2 separate regions of the Mus musculus genome follow, and region 1 is linked to region 2. A link is a loop called in an ENCODE intact Hi-C map of the cell type or tissue named here. Cell type or tissue: left cerebral cortex. All regions are shown on one strand. Links, peaks and the distances in the headings refer to the core of each region. The heading gives the core; the rest is flanking DNA.

What was found. Hi-C counts contacts between places; a loop is a spot of excess contacts. Peaks named below come from ENCODE experiments on the same cell type or tissue, not always from the same donor. Only the 100,000 strongest peaks of a DNase experiment are listed, where the experiment ranks them.
Region 1: a loop joins it to region 2, with 2.9 times the contacts of the local background. A loop is called at or near these places in 1 of 42 quality-filtered maps.

What each region holds. Positions count from the first base shown.
Region 1 is chr8:126,432,756-126,435,662 of GRCm38, reverse strand. It overlaps Tarbp1 (TAR RNA binding protein 1), which reads left to right. Exons shown (of 30, transcript NM_001159907.1): 23 at 779-865; 24 at 1,619-1,815. Among named protein-coding and RNA genes, the nearest start is that of Coa6, 12 kb to the right of the region's middle. In left cerebral cortex, for the core only: a CTCF peak has its summit at 1,658 (motif pointing left); a DNase peak (open chromatin) is centred at 1,617; H3K27ac peaks cover 1,193 bases.
Region 2 is chr8:126,296,193-126,299,099 of GRCm38, reverse strand. The region is part of intron 2 of Slc35f3 (solute carrier family 35, member F3); the gene reads right to left. Among named protein-coding and RNA genes, the nearest start is that of Gm31165, 6.0 kb to the right of the region's middle. In left cerebral cortex, for the core only: CTCF peaks have their summits at 422 (motif pointing left) and 1,635 (motif pointing left); DNase peaks (open chromatin) are centred at 559, 1,168 and 1,605; H3K4me3 peaks cover 700 bases; H3K27ac peaks cover 648 bases.

The sequences.
Region 1 (2,907 bases), core at 286-2,785, 140 kb before region 2:
AGTCAGGAAGCAGGAAGGGATGAATGGTGATGCTCAGTTCATTTTCTCCCCCAACTCAGTTAACCTAACCTAGATCATTCCTCACCTGTGTGCCCGAAGTCTTGTCCCTTCTGTGACTCTAGGTCTAAACAGCTAACCTCACCTTGTTCTCATGCTGTGTGAAAATCACATTTGATATGAGTGTTGGTGGCCGTAGTAGGCTCTTTGCCCTCCTGGACCCCATCCCAGTTACTATGATTGAGCATAAACACCCAGGTCACCCAGGTTTGGGTTGCTAGGATACTCAACACCTACCTAGTCATGTACACAGCATCTGTTCTTGGTGGTTCTACGTCCTGAGAGTCTTGATAGCCATATGTGTCTGCAAGGGCTAGGGCTCCAGATGGCATTTCTTCCCCATGGCTGTCACCGTGTATGCAACAGCAGGACACAGTCCCAAGGGTCAGTGTGACTCTCACCTCCGCTGCCCTGTGTCTTTATTTATCTTGTTCTTTTTACCAGCTTCCTCTATGTCCTCACCCCAGTCCCCACTCCTGTCCGGTAGGCCTGGCCCAGGGGCTTGGTACAGTGAGGCCATTCAGTGCTGTCTTGACTGTTCTCTCAGCGTTGCCTGCATTACCTTGGGCTGCAGGGAGTGGCCCCGACACAAGGCGAACTCAAGCTGCTTCAGGGAAGAAGAGAGCAGAGGCTGCCTCCTACCTCTGCCGGTCCAGCATCCAGGAGCCTCTGCTCACAGTTAAGCCCCAAATAACGATTTTTCTATCTCATCTTCTGTCAGGGTGAAGAAAAAATTAAGGCAAGCATTTGTACATTTTTATCTGTTTTATCACATTTGGACATCATTGTTCAGAATATTCCAGAAAAGGTAAGTTTTGAATTGTTTGGGAGAAGAATTCATGAACTTGGCATTCTAATATAAAAAAGAATGTGTTTGTACAGTTTTGTTGTTGTTTGTTTCACGGTTAGTTGTCTTTAGGATGTGTTCCTTCCTTATTTTATTAGATATTAAAGAATTTCTTACAATGCCATTTGATCATATCCACCCCTCCCCCAATCTTCCCAAACCACCCTCTTCTCTAACTGACCTTAACCTGTCAAGTGTCCTTATGGGTTTAGCCCAGGCTAACCCTGAACTTCTGGTTGTCCTGCTGCCACTTCCCAAGTATCCCATGCCTGCTTCTTAATTCTGTCTCTGAGTGGCTCGAGGTGGCTGCTAGGGAGTTAAGAGCTCAGCACTTGATGGAGGAAGGTGGGTACCTCAGGTTCTCCGGGAGTGGGACTCCTATAGGACACTTCCTTACCTTTCAGCCTAGGTCAAGTAATAAGGTGGGGGTCACATTTCTAGAACATAATGACCCTGTCACACCAGCATGAAGATTGATGTCAACTTAGGTTGTAAGAGTGGGGGACATATTGTAGCCATTAGAAGAATGGGGACACTTAATGCTGTTTTCCTTGAGACAGTTGTGAGTGCTTCTGAGCTCATTTGCCTGGGAGGAAGAAACAACCCCACAGCCAGGCTAGTGAAAGGCTGGCAAGAGCTGTCAGTCCTCCATTCTTTACAGCCTTCCTCATGCTGTCACACCTCCCCCTCAAGCTGCTTCTTCTATCTTTGCAGAAGCTGGTTCTGAAGCAAGCTCTCACCGTTGCCCTCCAGTGGTGTCTGAGTCACAATTTCAGTGTTCGGCTCTATGCTCTGGTAGCCCTCAAGAAGGCCTGGCATCTGTGTAAAACACTGCAGTTTGAGGAGTGTGGCGCCTGGACCGCAGTCATCGAGTGCAGCCTCAGCCAAGCAGAAAGCATGCACGGAGCAGGGTAAGGACGCTTCATGGTTGTTCTTTCCAGCAGAGCCTTAGAGGAGCCTTGTTACCCTTTTCTCTGTCACTGTCCCACTGTGATAGAGCACAGAGGGCTTGGGTCAGTCCCATGCAACAGATGATGCTAAGATAGATAGATTGATGAGTCCAGATCGGGGGTTTTGGGTTTCTGCTGTTGCTGTTGTTTTGTTTTCTGAGACAGGGTTTCTCTGTGTAGTCTTGGCTGTCCTGAAATTTGTTCTGTAGATCAGGCTGGCTTCAATATGCCTGCCTCTGTCTCCCAAGTGCTGGAATTAAAGATATGAGCCACCAACACTTGGCCAGATTGGGGATTTATACTCATGGCTCCTGCATAGCAGGCAGGCAGCCTGGAGGAAGCCAGACTGACTTCAGAGTGGCCCCTCACCCCTCTGCTGCCCACTTCCAGTTGAGCATTGCTTTCTGTGGTGAGGTCATGGCTGCCTGGTGAGCACTGAGCTGTTTTCTCTGCCTGTGGATCCTAGATTAATGTCCCTGGTCCCTAAAAATATTTGGCTCCGATCTCATATATTATTATTATTATTATTATTATTATTATTATTATTATTATTATTAATAAAACTCCTGGTCCCAAATAGGGACACAGTCAGTGAGAATCAGGCATTCTGAGCTTTATGCTTTCTCTGTTCTCTAAGTGCACACCCCTCTTTGAGACCTCTGTGGCAGGCACATACCTCAGCAGGCCAGGTAGACAGAGGTCCTGTCTTTATGTGGCTCAGTCAGGTAAAGAGGACTGTCAAGTAGTCATCCCAGTGCCTTTCAGTAGGTGATAAGAACAGAGGGCACCATGGTGAATACATGTGGCTTAGAGAAGTCCTTTTACCAACATCATCTGTGACTTCCAAAAAAGCAGGAATTGGTGAGTGAAAAGAGATTTCTGGGTAAGAGAAGCAGCTTTAGGAATTAGAGATTGGTAGCAGGTGGGTCCCTGGCCAGTTCTGGGGACATGGGGCAAGTATCTAGGTATTCAGAGAACTGAAAAGAGTTAGGATGACAGTGACCAGTACCTGTAGGCCTTGGCTTTGGGTGAGGAGCATGTCCAGGGTAGCCT
Region 2 (2,907 bases), core at 191-2,690:
GTGCAGAACTACCAGGTGCATCACACTGTATGTGCCCTGGGTGCAGATGGCGCGTCACCCCACCCCGGCAGGAGCTCCAAGCGGCTGGAGCCTCCAGGTCCCCACCAGCAGCGAGGCTGCACTGCGGACAGCGTCCCGAAGCTGCCGCCCCCGCCCCGCTAGCAGCCAGGTGTCCCTCTGGGTCAGGGACAGACGCCTCAGGCCCGGGCACCCCAACACCATGCGGCCGCCCGTTTACCTTCCACTTTGGTGAGGGTCAGGACCGGACTGTTGCAGGCGCTGAGCGGGGCCACCCTGGCCGAGTGCTTCTTCATGGTGAGCCGGCCGCCAGCAGGAGCGCCGCCGCCGATCGCCTACATCCTGGGGCCGGGCAGCGCGCCTCTCCGGGCCCGCGGCCTCCTGCTGGCCCTCGCCTCAGGCTCCCCCCCGGGCTGCAGCCCGCTCCTGTCGCCGCGACTCACTGCGGTGGCCGCCCCGCCGCGCACATCCTCCTGGCCGCGCAGCGCTCCACACACGCGCGCACAGCCTCCTACTCCCGGCTCGCTGCAAACTCCAACGTCACGTACAAGTGCACTCCCCACGCCCACCCGGCCGGCTCACCTGCTCCGCCCCCGCCCGGGACGCCCGCCCTGCAGCCCACGGTCGCGCCCTAGCTCCCAGGCGCGTCCTGACTGCGGCCCCAGGCCCCCTCCTTCTCCATGAGCCCTTCCATGAGGCCAGCGAATCTTAGCGAGACCCTTGGCAGTAAAGACAGTGTTGCACCAGTTTATCTACGCAGGTGGTTGGCTCTGCCGGGGCCCTGAATTGTTTTACAGAGAGTGAAGGTGGAGGTGGGATGGAGACCCCCACAACTTGCATTCCCTTCTGGAGGGCTAGAAGATTATTTTCTTTGCCCACCCCCCCCACCCCCCCACCCCCGCTACCCCACCCTATCCCCCAGGACAGCCCCATTCGGGGAAGAAAATACAAAGTCCTTAGAAGAAAACAAAGGCTTAAGAGCTAGAGTGACCAGCTAGCTGAGAGGAACACTTGCTGCTGGTACAGAAGATTTGGGTTCGGTTCCCACCCCTCACCTTCATAGAGGATGGCTCACAACCCCCTGTAACTCCAGTTTCAGGGGACCTGACGCCCTCCTCTGGCCTCAGCCGGCACCTGCACACACACACTGTGCACGTACAGCCAGGCAATACATATATACATAAATTAAAAAAAGACTTGAGAGGCCAAACTCCTGGGGGGACAAAAAGAAAGTTCTAGAAACTACTACACTGGTATCACTGTGCCCACCCCTAAAGACTACAGGGAGTTTCAGAGTCTGTCTCAGAATCGCTATTGCACTGTATGACATCATTATAATCTCCATAAGGGCAGCAGGTGCTCAGACACAGGTGGAGAAAGGTACCACCATGACAAAATTCCCTGAGTGCAGTTCCAACCAGCTGTTTCTGGTGCTGTCCACTTGCATATGCCCAGGTCTCCAGAGGAAGCTCCTAGAAGTAGCTACTCTTGATTCATCTTCCTGAATGGCAAAGATAAACACAGGGATACAATCTACACAGGGCCAGGGCTCCTCAAGGTTGCTCTCCCATCTCTGCAGGGAAGAGGTTCCCAGGTCACTGCAGAGCCCTCTAGTGGCAGTCTCTGAATTACTCTTCCTGGGAACTTGTCTCACCCAAGACCACTCACTACTGATGATGGTATAAAGCCATTCCCTTCTTTAGATACAAGCTTAGAGGTTAAATTAAATGTGCTAGTGTCTTAGGGTTTGTATTTTTGGACAAACATCATGACCAAGAAGCAAGTTGGGAAGGAAAGGACTTATTCAGCTTACACTTCCACATTGCTGTTCATAATCAAAGGAAGTCAGGATTGGAACTCAAGCAGGTCAGGAAGCAGGAGCTGATGTAGAGACCATGGAGGGATGTTACTTACTGGCTTGCTTCCCCTGGCTTGCTCAGCCTGCTTTCTTATAGAACCCAGGACTACCAGCCCCGGAATGGCACCACCCACAATGGGCTCTCCCACCTTTGATCACTAATTGAGAAAATGTCTTACAGATGGATCTCATGGAGGCATTTCCTCAAGGGAGGCTCCTTTCTGTGTGATAACTCCAGCTTGTGTCAAGTTGATACACAAAAGCAGCCAGTATGGCTAGGTTATACAGTCATGATATCCATCAAGATGCACCGTATGAGGTGAAGGCCAAACATGTCCTTAACCTAGGCTCTGCTCAGTGATCCTCAGGCCCATGTTGTCTGAAGGATCTTTGTGGGGGGAATCTTCAGCACAAAGTTACAGTTCTGAGAGCCTCAGAACTGAGGTCTAATCTTGATTAAATGCAGTTACAGGCATGTGTTTTAAGTCCCCCCTGTCATAGTCCATCCATAGGGCTGAAGTGAGGCTTAGACTTCCTAAAGACTACCAAAGCATGGGGACACGTCTTAAAGAGAGCCAATCTCCTGAGTTGCAGCTTTGCCGATGGAAGTGGTCACCTGGAGCCCCCCAGTCAGTCACCTCAGTGCAGGTTCTACCCGGAGAACAAGCAGCTCAGACTCTATCGCAAGGTTCCACCCCTCCCCCGCTTGTCTGTATGCGCAGGTTTTTTGCATGTGTGTGCACACAATTGAGACTAAGGTTAGAAGACTCACCTGTTGGCCCCCAAAGGCTGCCTATCATGTTTGTTTGAGACAGGTCTCCCACTGGCCTGGAACCGGACTAGTAGGGTAGGCTGGCCCCACACAGGTCAGCACTTCCAACTTCTAAAATGTGGGTTCTAGGGATTAAACTCTGGTCATTGGGCTTGCAAATCGAGTACTTTATAGACTGCGTCATCTCTATAATCTCAACTGTAATGCGTCCTCTCTGAAGATCAACCCAGGTTTCCCGGTTCTGGGTGGGAATAGGGTC